Linked DNA regions of Homo sapiens: region 1 is linked to region 2. A link is an interaction called in ENCODE POLR2A ChIA-PET data of the cell type or tissue named here. Cell type or tissue: OCI-LY7. All regions are shown on one strand. Links, peaks and the distances in the headings refer to the core of each region. The heading gives the core; the rest is flanking DNA.

The links. ChIA-PET counts read pairs that join two places held together with the same protein. Peaks named below come from ENCODE experiments on the same cell type or tissue, not always from the same donor. Only the 100,000 strongest peaks of a DNase experiment are listed, where the experiment ranks them.
Region 1: POLR2A ChIA-PET joins it to region 2 with 6 read pairs; 1 of 35 experiments calls an interaction of 5 or more read pairs at or near these places.

What each region holds. Positions count from the first base shown.
Region 1 is chr6:39,860,436-39,869,386 of GRCh38, forward strand. It overlaps DAAM2 (dishevelled associated activator of morphogenesis 2), which reads left to right. Exons shown (of 25, transcript NM_001201427.2): 3 at 493-582; 4 at 3,998-4,072; 5 at 4,545-4,639; 6 at 7,075-7,408; 7 at 8,388-8,498. Among named protein-coding and RNA genes, the nearest start is that of DAAM2-AS1, 32 kb to the right of the region's middle. RefSeq lists an enhancer at 4,062-4,561. In OCI-LY7, for the core only: CTCF peaks have their summits at 5,052 (motif pointing right), 5,251, 7,326 (motif pointing right) and 7,536; DNase peaks (open chromatin) are centred at 5,046 and 7,356.
Region 2 is chr6:39,808,917-39,817,867 of GRCh38, forward strand. All of the region lies in intron 1 of DAAM2 (dishevelled associated activator of morphogenesis 2), which reads left to right. It overlaps LOC124901487 (a long non-coding RNA gene), which reads right to left. Exons shown (of 2, transcript XR_007059917.1): 2 at 914-1,116. Among named protein-coding and RNA genes, the nearest start is that of DAAM2, 21 kb to the left of the region's middle. In OCI-LY7, for the core only: CTCF peaks have their summits at 4,400 (motif pointing right), 6,051 and 6,258; DNase peaks (open chromatin) are centred at 2,275, 4,475 and 6,095; H3K4me3 peaks cover 1,967 bases; H3K27ac peaks cover 3,223 bases.

The DNA of each region.
Region 1 (8,951 bases), core at 539-8,538, 52 kb after region 2:
AGGGCAGAGATTCGAAGGGCAGGTAGATGTGAAGGATGGGGCAAGAATCTGAGAGAGGCAGAACGAGATCTGCAGACAATTCCCTTCTTTGTTAGGCTTTGTATTATGGTGTCCACAAGCTTAAGAATGACAAGGGATGGAAGACAAGAGACCCCAGGGCGAGAGGATCAGGAGCTAGCAAAGCAATGCAGGCGATGGGCAGGGAACAGGGTGACCTGAAGCAGGAGGGTGGATTTGCAGAGACAAGGCTGGGGGTGGACAGGAAGTAAAGGGAGTGCAATAGAAGTCACATAGGGTTGGTTGAGGCAAGGGGATGGGGCTGTATCTCTGATAGAAAAAGAAATGCCCTATCATATCTTTGATGCTCTTCGGGAGGAAGATAGTAGTAGCCTGAGGAACTGATTTGGGGGAATTGTAATTTCCTGCAGGGCTGACTATTCTAATCTCAACCATCCCTAGTGTCAGACGTATTTTTTCTTATTGTCTTTGCAGGATGAATTGGATCTCACTGACAAAAACCGAGAGGCTATGTTTGCACTGCCCCCTGAGAAGAAATGGCAGATCTACTGCAGCAAGAAGAAGGTGCCCTCTCTGACCCCTCTGGCCACATCTCAGGGTTCATGGCATGGGGTGGCTCTTGCTGCCTTGGCATGCTCATGCATTCACCTGATGTTTATTACATGCCAGCCCTGTTCTAGGTGTTGGAGGAACAACAGTGAATAAAATAGAAAAAGGAAATTCTGCTGTCCTGGAGCTTACACTCAAAGAAATAGGATTCTCTTTTTCAAAAACGCTTAAAGCAGGACCTGCTGCATCCCAGGACTGGGGCTTGCTGGGAGACAGACAAAGAAGCAGAGTCTGGACTCTCTCGTGCCTGCTCCCAGGCATGGAGGGTGGGCATCATGGACCATACCTGGAGCAGCTTTGCTATAAGAAATCAGTTTGGGGGGCAGGGATGTCCTCTTTTGGATCTTTAGTCTCCACTCTGTCCCAGGCTAGGGCTCACACATCTGTCCATGTTCTCCTCAGCATATCCTCCCTCTCTTCTTGCTCATTAAAAGATGCTGTTAGCCTCCTGCTATGGCCCTCCCTAGAAAGGGGTATGCTGAGCTCCAGTGGGGCTTAATTGGACTTGATCTCCTCCCTTCTGCTTTCCCAGCGGCTGTGCATTCTTCTCTCTGCTGTCTCCATCTCCGTGTTTCTTCAGCTTGCCTCTGTCTCTACGTCTCTCTCTTGCCCCCTTTCTATTTTAGTCTGTTTCTTTTGCTCCTGAATTTTCTTTTCATGGCCTACTTTCCTCCTCTCCCCTCCACCCTCCCAGTTTTCAGACTTGAGTCCCAAGTCTAAAACTTGTTATTCTGCCCTCCTACATTGCTTTGGTGTTTGGGGACCAGAGCCTGGCTATTCCCACGCCTGAGGCTTAGGCTCCCTCCCTCCTGGGAGGAGACAGGAAGGTCTGGGCGGAGTCTGAGCCATGTATCCTTTGTGCTCCTGTGCCCCCTCATAGCTCTTCTCTTACTCTTCCTGCTGAAGACTTTATCCCATTCCGAGGTCTCCACACTGAGCCAGACTGACCTTGTAACATTGGAGGATTCAAATATACACCATTTCAGAGTTGCAGGAACCTGGAAAACCACACAGTGTCGATGCAGTCTCATTCTTTATTCTACAAATGAGGCCAAGAAGGCCTAGAGAGGCAAAACTCACCCACAGCCCACCCAGTCCGTTATGGCAACTGGCTGCCCATTGCTAGAACCTGAGACTGCTGGGGAAAATAGTGCTAGAGGCTGAGGACCTGTGACAAGAGGCATGGGCTGCACACGCTATGAGCCATTGTCTAGTATACTCAATGCATGCTTATTAAGCACCTGCAGAATATAACACTCTGTGTTTATGCATCTCATTGTGAGAAAAGCAGGTCTTTAAAAAGCTCAAATCATGGAAAGAAGGAAGGAAGGAAAGAAATTTCAGGCGTAATTAATCATATCTCATGATTCTCCATTTTCCAAATTGATTTACTATGGAGTTCCCTTAAGTTGGTCTCTTCTACAGCTGCTAAAACAAACAAACAAACAAACAAAAAAATGGCCAGGCATGGTGGCTCATGCCTGTAATCCCAGCACTTTGGGAGGCCGAGGTGGGCAGATCATCTGAGGTTGGGAGTTCGAGACCAGCCTGACCAACATGGAGAAACCCCATCTCTACTAAAAAAATACAAAACTAGCCAGGTGTGGTGGCACATGCCTGTAATCCCAGCTACTCGGGAGGCTGAGGCAGGAAAATCACTTGAACCTGGGAGGTGGAGATTGTGGTTAGCCGAGATCATGCCATTGCACTCCAGCCTGGGCAACAAGAGCGAAACTCCATCTCAAAAAAAAAAAAAAAAAAAAAAAAAAAAAAAGATTTATTAAAATAGAAGGCATCTCTCACTGCCTTCCAAACCAAATTGTAATTTCCCCACACACTTTCACAACCTTCCACCTTCCCACATGGCACTTCCTCTGTCTATAACACCCTCCCCACCTGTCTTAGCTGTAATGCTCTTTAATAGCCCAGTGTTCTTAGACCACTCACGCCAACCCCCTACAAGCCTTCTGTGTTGGATGGATCACCCCCCAAGGTCTGCTATGGGTGGCTCTACCATAGAACATTTACCACCCTTTCTCTGGCACTGGACTGTTACATGGAAGGCAGAGACCATGACTCTTTACTCCGTACTTTCAGAGCTCAGCACAGTGATTGGCATCTAGTAGGTCCCCATTCAGTGCATATGGCATGGGTAAATGACGAGCCAGCAAGTTTAGGAAAGGATGTGTTTGCCGACACAATTGTTTTTGGTGCTGATTCCCCTCCCCAAGGCAGAAGGCAGAATGTTTGGCCTTCAGTCATGGAGAATTTAACATGTATAACCATGATTAAATTTAACATTTAACCATGTGAAGTCATAAAGACCCAAACAAAGCAGCTTTTCTACTGGTCTAAGATTTGTATTTTGTGAAACAAAATAGAAAACATTGAGTGGATGGAGCTGAGAGCTGCAGGGCCCGCTGGCAGCTGGCAGAGAGGTGTTTTGTCAGGGAGGGTCTGGAGGAAGTTAAGTTTTCATGCCGATTTGGAAGCAGGAGAGTGGAGAAAGCAGATGGGGAGGAGCCTCCAAAGTGACCTGGGGCACAGGAACAGGAATGAGCAGGATGGGTGTGAGGCCCAGAAGCAGATCCATTTGGCTGGAGAAGGCTGGATTTTCAGTCAACATTAATATTTCTTTAACTCCCATCATTCTTGCCCATACTTGGGGAAGAGTCGAGCCTGTCTCTTGAGGGCTGAGCACTGGGCCAGAGGTCCTCGGATCTGGGCTCTGCCTCCCCGCTGCACATCCCCCTCATTCAGGAGTTTGCCAGGAATTAAATCACAGGCCTAAGGGGGTCTCCTGAGTCTTTTCAAAGCCCAAAGCCTTGGAAATTTCTCTATTTTTCTAAAGTTACTATTTAGTGAGTGCCTACTATGTGCCAAGTGTTTTCTATTAGTGTTCTAGAAATACCTGAAAGACTTAAGTTTTTAAATTTCCAAACTGTCACAGACCAATACTTTTGTAAAATATGAGAATGAGATTATCAGAAAAAGTAAAAAGATGTATAAAAATAAACAGGAATCTGAATTAGATTCAACAGCCAGGAAATTATATTTCATTAAATACAAGCTGAGCAAACAGAACAAGAGAAAAGAATTTTTAAAAAATGGTGCACGTTGCTCACTGAAAGTACACACACCTGCATAGTTTCTGCCCGCGTCGTTGTCTGGCCATGAGAGTCAATGTTCATCATCTGTATTTCACCAAGGGAGAAATGGAAGCCTGGGGGAGAGTGTAATTTCCTCCAACCCACCCGACATGGGCAGAGCTGAGAAATGAATCCCTCTGCTGACACGGAATGAAGCTCAGGATCTCAGGCCACGGGCCTGTCTTGCCTGTTGGTCCATGCTGTCCTTTTTCTTGTTTCAGGAGCAGGAGGACCCCAACAAGCTGGCAACCAGCTGGCCTGACTATTACATCGACCGCATCAATTCCATGGCTGCGGTGAGTGGCTGCCCCTCTCCTGCCCTGCCCCCACCTGGAAAGGCTACGGCAGGGAGTGATTCCCCCAGCCCCCACCCCCCACACACCAAACTGCCTTTTACTGCTCCTCAGCGCCCCACTGCCCACTCACTGGAGTTCAGCAGCTTTCCAGTTATTCATGAAATTTTAAGGTAATCCACCCCTCCTCTGGGCAATCTCAGAGTCCCCCAACCATTTAAACATTTTAAAATCCATTTGGGCATCACACAAACTTGGGAAATAAACCGGGCCAGTACTTCTCTCCATTTCACAGATGAGGAAAGTGAAGTCCCAGCCCAGAACCTAGGTCTTCCCAGGGGCCGACACTCGGTCTCAGTAAACCATTCCCTGAGGCCTCACCCTTTCTGAGGCAAGCATGGCCCCTGGGTCACACCTGAGCTGTAGTGCAGAGGGTTGGGAGACAGGCAGCCCCTTTCTACCTGCTGGCCCTCAGATGCAGAGTCTGTACGCGTTTGATGAGGAGGAGACGGAGATGAGGAACCAAGTCGTGGAAGACCTGAAGACAGCCCTCCGGACACAGCCTATGAGGTAATTCAGTTTCCCCCTCTTGCTTCCTGCTGAGTCCCTTCACAGTTGGTCTCCTTGCCTTCCCGAAGCCCTGTGCAGTGCTCTGCTCCCATGCCGGTCCTCCTGGCCAACTCTGCCTCACCTGACTTCACTTCCCAGCCCCTACTCCTCTCCTGGGAGGCTGCCAGGGCTTGGGAGGAGGGGAGAGAAACCTGGGAAAGTGGGATAAACCTCAGGTCCTGAGGAGCTCTCTAAAGAGGAATCGAGGGCAAGTGCTTTTTAAAAATTTATTGATTTATTTTTGGTAAGGGGATAGAATAGGAGCGTGACCAAATGGACAAGGTACAAAAGAAAGAGCCTTGTGAGGATGAGGGGGCAGGGTGAGTGCCCCATCCAGGAAAAGAGGGACGCACGGGTAGAGAAGTACTCCAACCACTAGGGGGCGGTGTGGTGTCTCTGGATGGGATTTGCCATCTAGAATGGGAGCAACGCAGGCATGGAAAATGGGGTAGAAGTCCTGGAGCCATAGGAGGACACCTTTCCCTTCCCAGGCCACAACGTGTGGGGCCCAAAGTGGGGCTCCTTGTGTCTGGGTCTGCCCCGTGGTGTGCTGGAACTGGCTAGTAACAGCTGGCGAATGCTGAGTGTCAAATTTTCAGCAATTTTGTAAGCTGGTTGTTAAACGTAGCTATGATTAAAATTTCAATTGTATAAATTTAAGATTCAGTAAGTTATATCAAAACAAAGGTAATAAATACTTGAAACTCTTCATTCCCAAATTACCTAATTATTTTTCTACATTTTACTATAAGGTATACTTTTGAGTTTACATGCATTGTATGTGCATGGAAACACTATGAAATATGCATCTCTTCCCAACTCTGCATTCAATGACATCATATCTGTAGCTTGAAATTGGCTATGCTGGGAGCATTTACACCATGGAAATGAGCAAACAATCAGGAGCCACCCTTCACCCTTCCCCTGGCGAAAAGCTAGCCATCCATTGCATGGGGATGTGTATGTTGTCTGAGCTGAGCTCTCTCCCCAGGAGACTAGAAACAGCCTCAAGAAGAATGGGAGCATCCCAATTGTCTCTTGTCATTCTGGTAGTGGTGGGGCTCTGGAATGGGAAGGGGATAGAGGAAAGGATGAGGTAGTCAGGAAATAAAGGGGTTGAGAGGAAGTTGCCAGGTTTGTCTCCTACCCCAATTTATTGTAATTTCCCTTAATAATATTCTGCTAACAAAAGTTACATATTGTCATTGTGGAAATTTTATGGAATGCAGACAAGCATAAAATAGAAAAAAGTAAAAAAATAGCTATTGTTAACAACTTAGTTTGAGAGCACATTCTTTTATTTTCTAGGCGTATTTGTACAATAACATAAACACAAATACGCTTGGGATAAGTAATGTTATTTATAATAATTTTCTTAGATCATTAATTATTTTACTAAATCAAGGGTACCTGTGTGTGTGGGCATGCCATGGACATCCGGCGCCTAGGTGAAACTTATGGACTGCTTCGCAGAAATGATGTTTTAAATAATAGATAAAAAGATAGGCATAACAAATCAATGAAAATACAGCTACAAATAATAAAAATGAGATAGCAATGAATTCTGCTTCTTTACACCTTAAATAGCAAGAGCTAGCTGCGAGTCTTGATAACCATCATAATTTTGAAGTACTGAGGAGTGTAAATGGTATTTTGAGATACCTGGTACAACTGTAATTTGGTATGAAAATAGCTGTGATTTCTTGGGGTGACAAAGTCACAGATTATGCTAATACTACTGTCATTTATTGCTGACATTCATCATTGAGGAAAATACTAAATTTTAATTAGAAGTTACCAAAAATAAAAATGTAATTTTCTTTTCCCACCCAAGTCCTTGGATCTGTGAATGCTATCCATAGATTCTTCAGCAGAACACAGACTCCAAATTAAGAACCCCTGAACTAAATGGGTTTTAATGTTTTTTTGCTAACATTCAAGATAGATAACTCTGCTATTTTCTTTAGGATCCCTTGAAATGTAGCTTCCCTAGGCTTAACGCCATGACTTGATGATTCTGATGGCTTTCCTATCTGGAAGCCCTCTTTGTTATCCGACTGTAATTCTCTTAATCTCCATCCTCACTGGAGAGGAGTGTTCAGGTTTAACAGCTCTGATAATTATCATGATCATGTGAAGAGGACTTCACATTCATACCATTTTAGCTATGCAACTGACAATGATATGCAAATACAGAGTATTTAAAATGCAAATAAGACACAAGTCTTTTGTGAAGATGATAGGATTTCACTGCTTTAGATAAACTACGAATAAACCAAGTGGCTACTGTAGGTGGGACAAGGTGCATGGTGGTACACAGGTAAGGGGGTAACTATTTGCAAAGTGTACACAGAATCATATGCAAATATATGTTTGTTAATGGCTCTGATTTGTAGGTTTGTGACCCGCTTCATTGAGCTGGAGGGCTTGACCTGTCTGCTAAATTTCCTCCGGAGCATGGACCACGCCACCTGTGAGAGCCGCATCCACACCTCACTCATTGGCTGCATCAAAGCATTGATGAACAACTCCCAGGGGCGGGCACATGTGCTGGCACAGCCTGAGGCCATTAGTACCATAGCCCAGAGCCTACGCACAGAGAACAGCAAGACCAAGGTGGCTGTGCTGGAGATCCTGGGTGCTGTGTGCCTCGTGCCTGGTGGCCACAAGAAGGTGCTGCAGGCCATGCTGCACTACCAGGTGTATGCAGCAGAGCGAACCCGCTTCCAGGTGAGGGGCCAGGCTGGAGGTGGGATGCCAGCTGGGTGGGGCAGAGGATGTCACATGTGAGTGAGAGCCTGAAGATTCTTTGCAGCAGAAACTGGGGGAAAAGGAAAGTAATGTGGTCTGCATGCCTGCTCCTGGAAGGTAACAGGTGAAGAGTACTGGGACCTGGAAGGCTTGCATAAAAACACATGCAGGGCCTTAAGAGTTATGAGTTTGGCTGGGAAATGGACTTGTCTTCCTTATTAGTCAGTGGGTTCCTGGAAGCCGGAATATTGGCCTGCATTATTTTTGTGGCTCTGCATCTCCAACCTCAACACCTGGCTCATGATAGGGGCTCAGTCAAGAATTACTGAATTGAGTGCAATTGCTGAGATTGAGATTTTAGGTGCTATACTTGGGCCAGTACCTAATGTGGGACACTGGGACCATCCCTGGGAGCTTCAGCCATGCTATTCTCTTTTCTTTCCCTGACCTGCCCAGAGAAGTATCAGTGAGATGAACAGTAAATATGAAGTGTCTTAGCACAGTGCCTGGCACAGAGTAAGTCCATAGAGACATGAACTGATGTTACAAACCCCATGGTTTATTGCCAAAAACTGGGTCCTGACTCTGCAGAAGACGGAAAAGGGATAAAAGCAGTGTCCATACCATAAATGAGCTAGGCAGGGAATACATATGAGCTGTAAACAGCTGGAGCACGATGATAAAGCAGCACTGAAGCACTGCTCAACCATGTAGACCAAGCCCCAAAGGCTGAGTGGAGAGGAAGTGAGGCAGCACTGCCACTGAGGTGAGAGGCAAGGGAATTTTCCAGGCAGAGGTGAGGTTTGGGGCAGCCCAGAGTAAATTGGACAGACCTGATTGGGTGGAGAGAGCAGATGGGGCATTCTAGGTAGTGGAGGCGACAGGAGTAAAGATGCAAAGGCCACACCTGTTGGGAACTCAGCCCTCTCCTCCTGCTCTGTCCTGCATTTCCACCTAGACCCTGCTGAACGAGCTAGACCGAAGTCTGGGCCGGTACCGGGATGAAGTGAATCTGAAAACAGCCATCATGTCCTTCATCAATGCTGTCCTCAATGCTGGAGCTGGAGAGGTGGGGTGCCTTCTCCTTGCCCTTGCTGTTCCCTGACTTTCTGGACCTGGGGTAGAGTGTGTGAGTGTGTTGCTTCCCCAATAATTGTTTTTGCTATTAAACCTGGGAGGGCTCCTGGGGAGTTGCCTACATAGGTAGCATCATGCACGGTGGACAGACCCAGAGCTGAGCTGGCTGATGATGGCTCAGGGTGGCAGAGAATCATTGGTGGGAGGAGGGCGAGTTTGGGCCCTTGTTTATGGAGAGCTGTTTCTGGACTGTTTTCTCGTTGGCTGGTCATGTTCTTCTAGTGCCTTCTGTTAGGTGTGCCTTCTGGTTTCCCTTCCTTTGGGGTCAGAATGGGATTCTTGAAGTATAAAAATAGCAACAGGCTGGGCGTGGTGGCTCATGCCTGTAATCCCAGCACTTTGAGAGGCCTAGGTGGGTGGATTACCTGAGGTCAGGAGTTTGAGA
Region 2 (8,951 bases), core at 362-8,361:
ACTTGTTTGAGCAAATCATGGGAGCGTGGTTTCTCTAAGAATGTGTATTGTTGTCTCTGTCAGTCAGGCTCCAGGCAGGAAGCAGTTGGCACTCCCAAAAGGGTTTGATGGATAAGAGTTTAATGAGAAGGCTATTTACAGAGGAGGGAGTAGAGAGATGGTGACGCACTCAGGAAGGAGCAGCACCAGGAAGCCGTTAGTGCTTCTCCACCTGAAGATGTGAGAGCAAGGAGTGGTGTCGTCAGAGCTCTGCCTGCTGGAGCTGTGCAGGAGGGACCACTTGGCAGGAGCTGTGGATCCAGAGGGACACAGCCTCTGCCAGACTCATGGCTTAGCAGAAACGTAATGGGGGAGTGGGCACTCTGAAATTTCAGGGACTTGGCACCTCCCTGAGTTTCTTAATTTACCTAGTTCATTGCTCTTCCGTGACCAACCTCACAGGCCTCAGTTCTTTGGCTCTCATTCATGTCTCATTAAAGTCACGTACCAGGGCTGCTTATAGACCTGGCTATCTGCTCGGTTTCTTCTAGCTGGGGAATGGTGAAATGTTCAGGAGGAAAGAAATCTGAAGAGGTCATCTATTGTAGCATTTCCCAAACTGCCTTTGATGGAACACTAAGTTCTCACAATGGTTGTCCTAGGGAAAAAGAAAGTTCTGTGGTTAAAGAAATTTAAGTAGCCCTTTTCCATCTCCCCTACTTTTCCCCCTAGAGAGCCACAATGCTCAGAGAAGCACTGCAGTAAAAAAACAAAAACAAAAAACACCCTAGTTTTACGATGTCTAAACTAGCGCTTCTCAATTTATCTAAAGGGACTTTTTCCATGGTATACCCCACAGAACGAGTGTTTTGAGGTTTGTATCAGAATTTATATTCAGCTATAGCCACATGGAACAGAAACCTGGCTAGAGTTGTTCTGTCAACTGGGGTTCTTTATTTTTCTTACACAACCAGTTCAGCAGACACACTCCAGAGTTGGTAGGGTGGTTCCACAGTGCCATCAGGGACCCAGGCTCCCTCTCTCTCTCTCTTCTTCAGCCTTCTTTAGAATGGAACCTTTGTCTTTGTGCTCATTGCTTCATGGTTACAATGTGGCTGCATCACCTCCATCTTCAATCTGCATTCCAGGCAGGAAGAAAGAAAATGACAATGCATAAAAAGTGCATGCCAGCTACTTCCAGTCTCTTTAATAAGCTTCTCGGAAAGTCCTGGCCATACACATCAAAATTCTGTTGAATAGAGGTCCCAAACTGCAGTGGAGTCCGGGGGGAAGCTGAACATTTTTTAATTGGGCATGTTGCTGCTGCAAACAAAAGCAGGGACCCATTCATAGGAAGAAAGAAGAAGAGATCAGACATTAGGTGAACAATGAGCATCATGTGTCACATCGATCAAACCTTGTTTCTCTCTTCAGCAGGCTGATTCTAAAATCTTCACAGGTAAAATAAAAACAAACAAAAACCTATGTAATCAATAGAAAAAGCAAATTCTAAGCAACAAGCCACTTGGTATGGCAGAGTCTGCAGAAAATACTATTGGTGCTCTTCCCAGACCCCTGGTTGCTGTGGGTGCTCCAGCTAATGGTTCACACCTGTGTGGGCTGCCCTTGGGTTGTCCATCCCCTCTACCCAGAGGTACCTGGAAGTTACACCCACTTGCCCCACCCCAGCCCACCTCTCCCCTGCATCCTGTGACCAATGACTCACTAGGAAAGGGGAAGAGCCCCATTTTTTTGCCCCTTATGGGGACAAATGTGTCTCGGTCCAAGTCACCCTTCAGAGTTCCTCACAGCATGAGGCTGAAGTTAGACCTCACCCGAAACCACATTCTTTCCCAGATCCCTCCCCTGCCTTTTCCTATTTCCTTCATTCCCTTTCTGGTTCTTCCTGAGAGCTCAGTTTCACCAAATCACACATACACCCATCCTGTCCGAGGCTCTGCTTCTAGCGAACCCAATCTAAAATGTCCTGGGTAAAGCAGGCTATTCTTTATTACACCCTAAGGGAAGGGATCTAAAACCCTTCCCCTCAGCCCAGTTTGTGGCCACTGGTGGGCTTTGGCTTGGCCTGGGTGTTGTGGAGGCAGATCCTCATTCCACCCTGATGATGGCTGTGGGAATGCTCCTTGCCAAGTCCTCAGATATGTTTGAGGAGGCCTCCTGACAAGGCATTTAGCACAAGGGGTCCAGCATTGTCTCTTCTCAAGGCAGATATTCTTAGAAACTTTGATTTGCATTTGTAAGCCTGTAAACTGAAGGGAGTGTGTGTGTGTGTGTGTGTGTGTGTGTGTGTGTGTGTGATTTTCCATCTTGTGGCAATGGCAGCTGGGTATTTATAGCTGGATCTTCAGGGCCATTCTCACGTGGCTAAAGAAAATGAAAACCTCATGTGGATGTTGTTTTGTTTTCTCTCTCTGCCTCCGCCATTGCAAGCACTCCAGTTGTTAAACCCTTATTGTTGTAACTAGAGCCACCCTGAGCATCCCTGCGATGGAGGGGTTATGTACATTGACTATTTCAGGACAAAGTGCCTGTTCTCCTTCAGGCAGGCCACAGAGTAAAGGAGGGGACTTTTGGGGAGAGCTCGTGGGCAACACCAAATGGCAACCCCACCCGGCACCCTCCTCTCTGGAACGTCTGCCTGGATTTACCCCATGGAATGTGGATTCCTTAAATCACCTCATGATCCCTCTGCATATATAAGCTCCTTTGAAAGAAAACTGTTTTCTTTCTCCCTTGTTTTGCTGTATTCTGAAGTCTTTTATGTCTGGGTTTGGCCTTCTCTGTTAGGCTGAGAACACCCTGGGGGCCATGGTCTGTTTGCCCAGGTTACTAGAGCTCTTGGCAGGGGATGTTGGCGGGGGGATCTGAGAAGGGTGGCAGGAACTCAGCCCCTGGCTTTCTCCAGGATGGCTTGAGAACTCATGGAGCTCCTTAGACACCAGGGTTGGATGGTTTGCCTAATGTTTACTGAGAAGCCAGTCCCCTTCCTGATAATTGAGGGAACTGAGACTGAGGATGCAGGGCCCCTGTAGACCCTCTGTGATTTCATTCTGGTGACCTGGAACCCACACATTTACTCCTTGGACTTAAACACTGAGGCTACAGAGAATTTGTATCTGGGGCATAGGGCAGGGTGCATAGCCCAAACCTGCCAGAACTAACAAAGGCTACCAAAGAGCATGTTAGGAGGGGAATATAAGCCTGGTTGCTGCGGACCCCGGGAGCTAGGTCTTCCCACTCCCTGGCCAGACCCACGGCAGTCAGACCTTCTGCAGCTGTTCTCCTATGAAGGGTTTTATACACTCCTACTCTTCAAATTCAAATTCTCTAAATAATACCTACCATGTATGGAGGGCTCACTAGGTGCCAGACACTGGGCTAAGCCCTTGCACATTTCAACACATCTCATTCTAACAGCTCTGCAAAGTGGGTATTATCCCATTTTATAGAAGAGGAAACTGAGGTTCTGAGAATTTAGTCAACTTTCCTGAAGTTGCACATCTAGTTTGTGGCACAGAGGGGATTCCAAGTAAGGTGTGCCTGACCCTAAGACCCGTGCTTTCTGTACCGTACCCCAATCATTTCACTTCATGATGAACTTGACAATCGACTGTACCTGAATTCTGCTTTGTTATAACTCTCTAGCCTCCACAAACACTCAGTATCCCCCGCCTCCCCACCCTGCCCCTGTCAGCCTTCTATTCTTAGTGTGGATGGTGACCTCTGACTGTGGAGTCAGCAGGTAGCTTTTGGAGTGCCTGTAACTCAAACAATTTAATCTGACATCTCAATCCTGCCACCCTCCCCTCTGTTGCAAACACACCCTCAACTCCCTTTTCCTGCCTGCCTCTGTCCTCCTCCAGCTCCTGTGAGTTCTAGAGGGTTTCCAAACCTAGGATAGAGCCAGCAATTCATTAGTCTTTGTCCTGTTTCCAAGAATCCCAAATATATAAGAATTCCTCATTGAAAAGCCAAGCATTCTTGGGGGAAAGTGTGTGTCACCAAGAAAGCACGATTCCTCACATTGGGAAAGGGGATCGTAGTCCAGTCCAGGAAAATAAGTGTAGATTTCAGTGCCAGATGGAAGTGGATTGGCTCTCCCTGACACCTCCCCTCCCCAGCCACCCACCCCTCACAAACCACAACCGGGGAGCTTGCCTTCCCAGTTCATCTGAGGGCACTAACCGGATGACATTTTCCTCTGGAGAGAGAAGGAAAGAAGAGGCAGATTGTGTGTGTGTGTGTGTGTGCGTGTGTGTGTGTATGTATGTGTACACAGTTCTCCTCACCTACAGGCCACTTTCTGTGCAGTTCCTTTTGGCATGGACCACTTACTGTTTGAAGAGCCCTCTAGTGAGTTTTTGGGGTGGGGGTGAATCATAGGCGATGAGTCTGGCTGCTCTTCCACTAGGAGGAAGCATCTCCCTCCTCTTTGGGGCAGCTCAGCTTACCAGAAGATCTAAGGTAAATGAATAGGAAATCTGCTCGAAAGCATTTAGAAAGCAACCTCTTATGGCTGCGTTATGCAAATTCATAGGCTAGAAACAGGACAGGCACCAAGAGGAAGCACGTGAGCTGAGTGAGCAGAGTGTGTGTGGAGTGAGTTATAATCAAGAAAAGCTTTAGGAGGATATGAAGTTGCTTTTTTTAAAAAAAATTCTCTCCTTTATTATAAAAGAAACATGGATTTATTATACAAAATACATAGTAGCAGAAGACAAAAATAAAATTAGTTCATGAGCCCATCACGGGGCACTGAAAAGAGACTTTGATCTTTCTGTTCCTCTGCCCCCTTTCCCACAGCTTCCCACCTGGCCACAAACAACACTTGGAGAATCTGCCTTCCCAGGTCACTTAACATTTGGCAGTTAATGTTTCCAGTCTTTTCTCTCCACATACATTGTAAAAGCATGGTTGAATACATATTATATGTGCAGATGTTAGACAGTTTTGTATTGTGGTTTTATCTTCTGGTTAGTATTACCAACTTTGTAAATGAGGAGATAAGTCAAGTGAGGTGTGGAAAAGGGTCATGGCCACTGTTTGGTAGAGAGGAAACTGAGAACTGGGGGAAAGGGGCCCTAAAAGACCAGCTGATACCCTGTGGGATGGAGGATCTTTTAAATCAAGCTTGTTCAGCCCGTGGCCCATGGGCTGCATGCGGCCCAGGATGGCTTTGAATGAGGGCCAACACAAATTCATAAAATTTCTTAAAATGTTATGAGATTTTTGCAAGGTTTTATTTTTTTTAAGTTTTCTTTTTCTTTCTTTCTTTTTTTTTTTTTCTCGCTCATCAGCTATCGTTAGTGCTAGTGTATTTTATGTGTGGCCCAAGACAATTCTTCTTCTTCCAGTGTGGCCCAGGGAAGCCAAAAGATTAGACACCCTGTTTTAAATGACAGAAGATGAAGAGCATCTAAACCTCAACCTCCCAGCTCCTATGTGAGTTGGGAGCAGTAACAAAGCCAGCCTCCCCTTTGACCTTGGCTTGGTTTCCCTGGCCACAGATGGAGCTCTGATGCCTTTGTTGGGGTTGGCGTTGGCGTTGGGTGAGCACTGTGGTGAGCACTTCACATACAACTGATTTTCTGTTTTACAGATTTGGAAACTAAAGTTTAGAACAGCTAAGGACCTGGAGTAAGATCCATGTGGCACAGCAGCAGAGCTGCAATTCAAACGCGTTCATCTTTCTCCTAACCACTGTCCTAGGCAGCTTCTAGTTCCATGGAAGAGAATGTCTCCTGATTCCTCACTTTCTGCTAAGCCTTTCTGGATTGACTCACCAAAGAACAAGGGGTGCCCTCCCACCATTTCTGTGGAACTCAAATGCCTGAGCCCTGCTGTATGGAGTGTGTATCAAGGAGATTTGAGGAAATAAGTAACCTCAGCATCTGTTCTCACCACGTGGCTCTTCCTCCAGGAAGTTTTCCAGGTTGAATTCCACTGGATACTCATCCCTCTCCTCCTCCATTCTCTTCAGTATTAGCCTGATTCAATTCAGAGCCACTCAGTCATTGATATTGTGACCAGATGTCACCCGAGGAGCCCTGTCTTTGAGATTCAGAATAAATTAGCTGAATCTCACTGCCACAAACAGAGGGCAGTGGTTCTCAAATTGTGGGACCTTAGACCAGCAGTATCAGAATCACCTGTGAACTTCTTAGAAATGCACATCCCTGGGCTCTGCCCAAGGCTTCTGGATCAAGCTCTAGGGGTGCAGCCCAGCGATTTGTGTCTTATCAAGCTCACGTGGTGATCCTGGTGCACACTGAAGCCTGGGAACTGCTGGTCTGGAGATTCCAAAATAAGTGGTGGTGGCTTATATTTTTCACATCACCTCTGGCTCTGAGTTCCTATTTCCACTGAATTCGTTAAGATTATTAACTACCCCTAGGTGACAAGCATGGTGGCCCAGAAATTAACATGAACTCTGGAGCCAGACTGCTGAGATTTCAATTCTGTCTCTAAGGCTCACTCATTGTATGGGTGTCCCTGAGCAAGTGGCATAAATTCCCTCTGCTGCAGACCTCTTATCCCTAATATGAAATAACCATGGTATTCCCCATAGGGCAGCTGTGAGCCTTCAATGAAACTGTGTCTGTTAAACACAGTTTAACAGTGCCTTACACATAGTAAGCTCACAGGAAACATTAACTCTTATTGGTGTCATGCAAACCACGAACTCTTCTGCACTGTGTTGACCCAGATGTGGAATTACTCCCATACCCCTGGTTTACACACACACACACACACACACACACACACACACCGTTTACACAAGGCTTCATGAATGCGGTGAACTTTATGGAGGTCTGGGGAGACCAAGGGTATTTGTATTACAACAATTCAGAATTGAGCACTGGATAAGCTTATTCTAAAATAGATTGGCCAAAGGTTACACCATTTGGTCTTCCTCCTCTCTCCCTTGGTGCTCACAAGCAACTCACTCAAACAGGTCCCCCTCTTTATTATGTTGAGTAATTCAGCTGTCTTTACTCTCCAGCCCCACTCCTCAACTTTGCTCCTCAGTTCACTTTGCAAATCCAAAGACAACTTCTAAAGAATGGACCTTCTACCCTGATTCTCATGCTGGATTCCTCCCTCATAGGGAGAAGAGTAGCAATGAAGATTTATTTTTCCTACTGACATGAACTGTGCTACCTCTCAGGATGCTTTAGTGATAGTTTTGGTTTTTCTCTATAGGTATATGAATCACACGTTGTATTTTTTCTAGTAAATACTTGAGAAAGAATTTGATCCAGGAGTCTGGGGCAGAGCCCAAGGCTGCGCATTTCTAACATGTTCACAGGTAATGCTGATACTGCTTATCTGAGGTCCCACAGTTTGACTGCAATGTATTTATTTTTGCAATGGGGCATATTGCTCTATAAATGTTCTCCTGCTCTTGTTCTAAACCTTCACACCCTCATAACTAGGGATTTGATCACAGCCACAGGTTCTCAATCTTGATACTAGGCCACATAATTCTTGGTTGTGGGGGGGCTATCTTTTGTATATAGGAGGCTTATTAACACCCCGAGCCTCTACTCAGTAGATCTCAGTAACATTTACTAGTTACGAGAACCACAAAACTTCTCCAGACATTGCCAAATGTCTCTGGGGGCAGGGGGTGTGATGGGTAGCCACCCCCAGTTTTGAGAGCTGCTGGTCTCAGCTAAATAGTTCCTGTAATAGTTCAAGTCCATTATATCTTATTCTACCCCACACTTTACCTCTGTATTTAAGTTCAGGGGCCTGGATTTATTCATTGAGAAGAAAGGTATGGAGGAGTCCCAGCAGCCTCTGGATCACCCTTGATTTCCAAGGAGAATCATCAACACTTTGTGACTGCTTTTTCTCAAAGGCTCCACACTTAACCCATCTGCAGTGGAGCCAAGGACATCCAGGTCTGTTTCCAGTACCGTCTCTAGTCCTGTTAACGCTCCCCGTGTGGCGGGAAACCTCACAGGAACTAGGGAATGGCCTTTGGTTTTTGGCTTATAAATACTCATCATCACATTTCTTTTGCTGAGAAGTTTTTCAAAATCGTGTTTAACATTCTTGTTGCCGTAGTGGAAACTTTTGTTCTTTGGAGGGCTTCCCATCCTAGGCCCAGGTCAGATTCCTCAGCAGAGCTCTGAACATTTTCTAGGGAAGTTTCAGCAGTGAGATCGCACCTTTGATGCACTTACACAACTGTGGCTGGATTCTGGGTTAAGACTCCCAGGATCCCAACATACACAACAGGGAAACTATGCAGCTGGAGGAAGGGCCATGTGCCTGGGAGTCTTTCTGGGAGGCCAGGATCAAAATCCTTTTATGATTCTATTACTTTTCTGGGTTTCTCTCCTTGCCCCCTAATGTCTTAAATCTAAGATAAACAATGAGCACTTCAGTCAGTAAAAGATTATGCGTAATAACACACAATCTCCAAATTTCAGTGACTGAAAACAACAAAGGTGTATTTCTTACTCATGTTATCTGTCGGTAGTGGATCAACAGAGGGTCTCTGCTTGTTTTAGTCCCTCAGGAACTGAGGCTGGCAGAACAGGCCCTGTCTTCAATGTTGGCAGTTGCTGTTCTAAAGGAAAAGGGAGTCTGGTCCTCACAATTAAAAGCTCTAGACCACTAATGATGCTTCTGTTCATCAGTGTTCTATAGTGAAACAGAACCAATAGGATCTCTCTCTACATATATCTGGATTTGTTTTAAGGAATGGGCTCCCATGGTTGTGGGACTGACAAGTCAAAAATCTGCAGGGTAGGCCAGCAGGCTGGAGACCCAGGAAAGAGCTGATGTTGCAGCTCAAGACTGAAGGCAGTCTAGGGGTAGAGTTCCCTTCATTGGGGGACCTCGGTCATTTTCTCTGAAGGCCTCCAACTGATCAAATGAGGCCTACCCACATTATGGAGGGTAATCTGCTTTACTCAGAGTCTACTGATTTAAGTGTT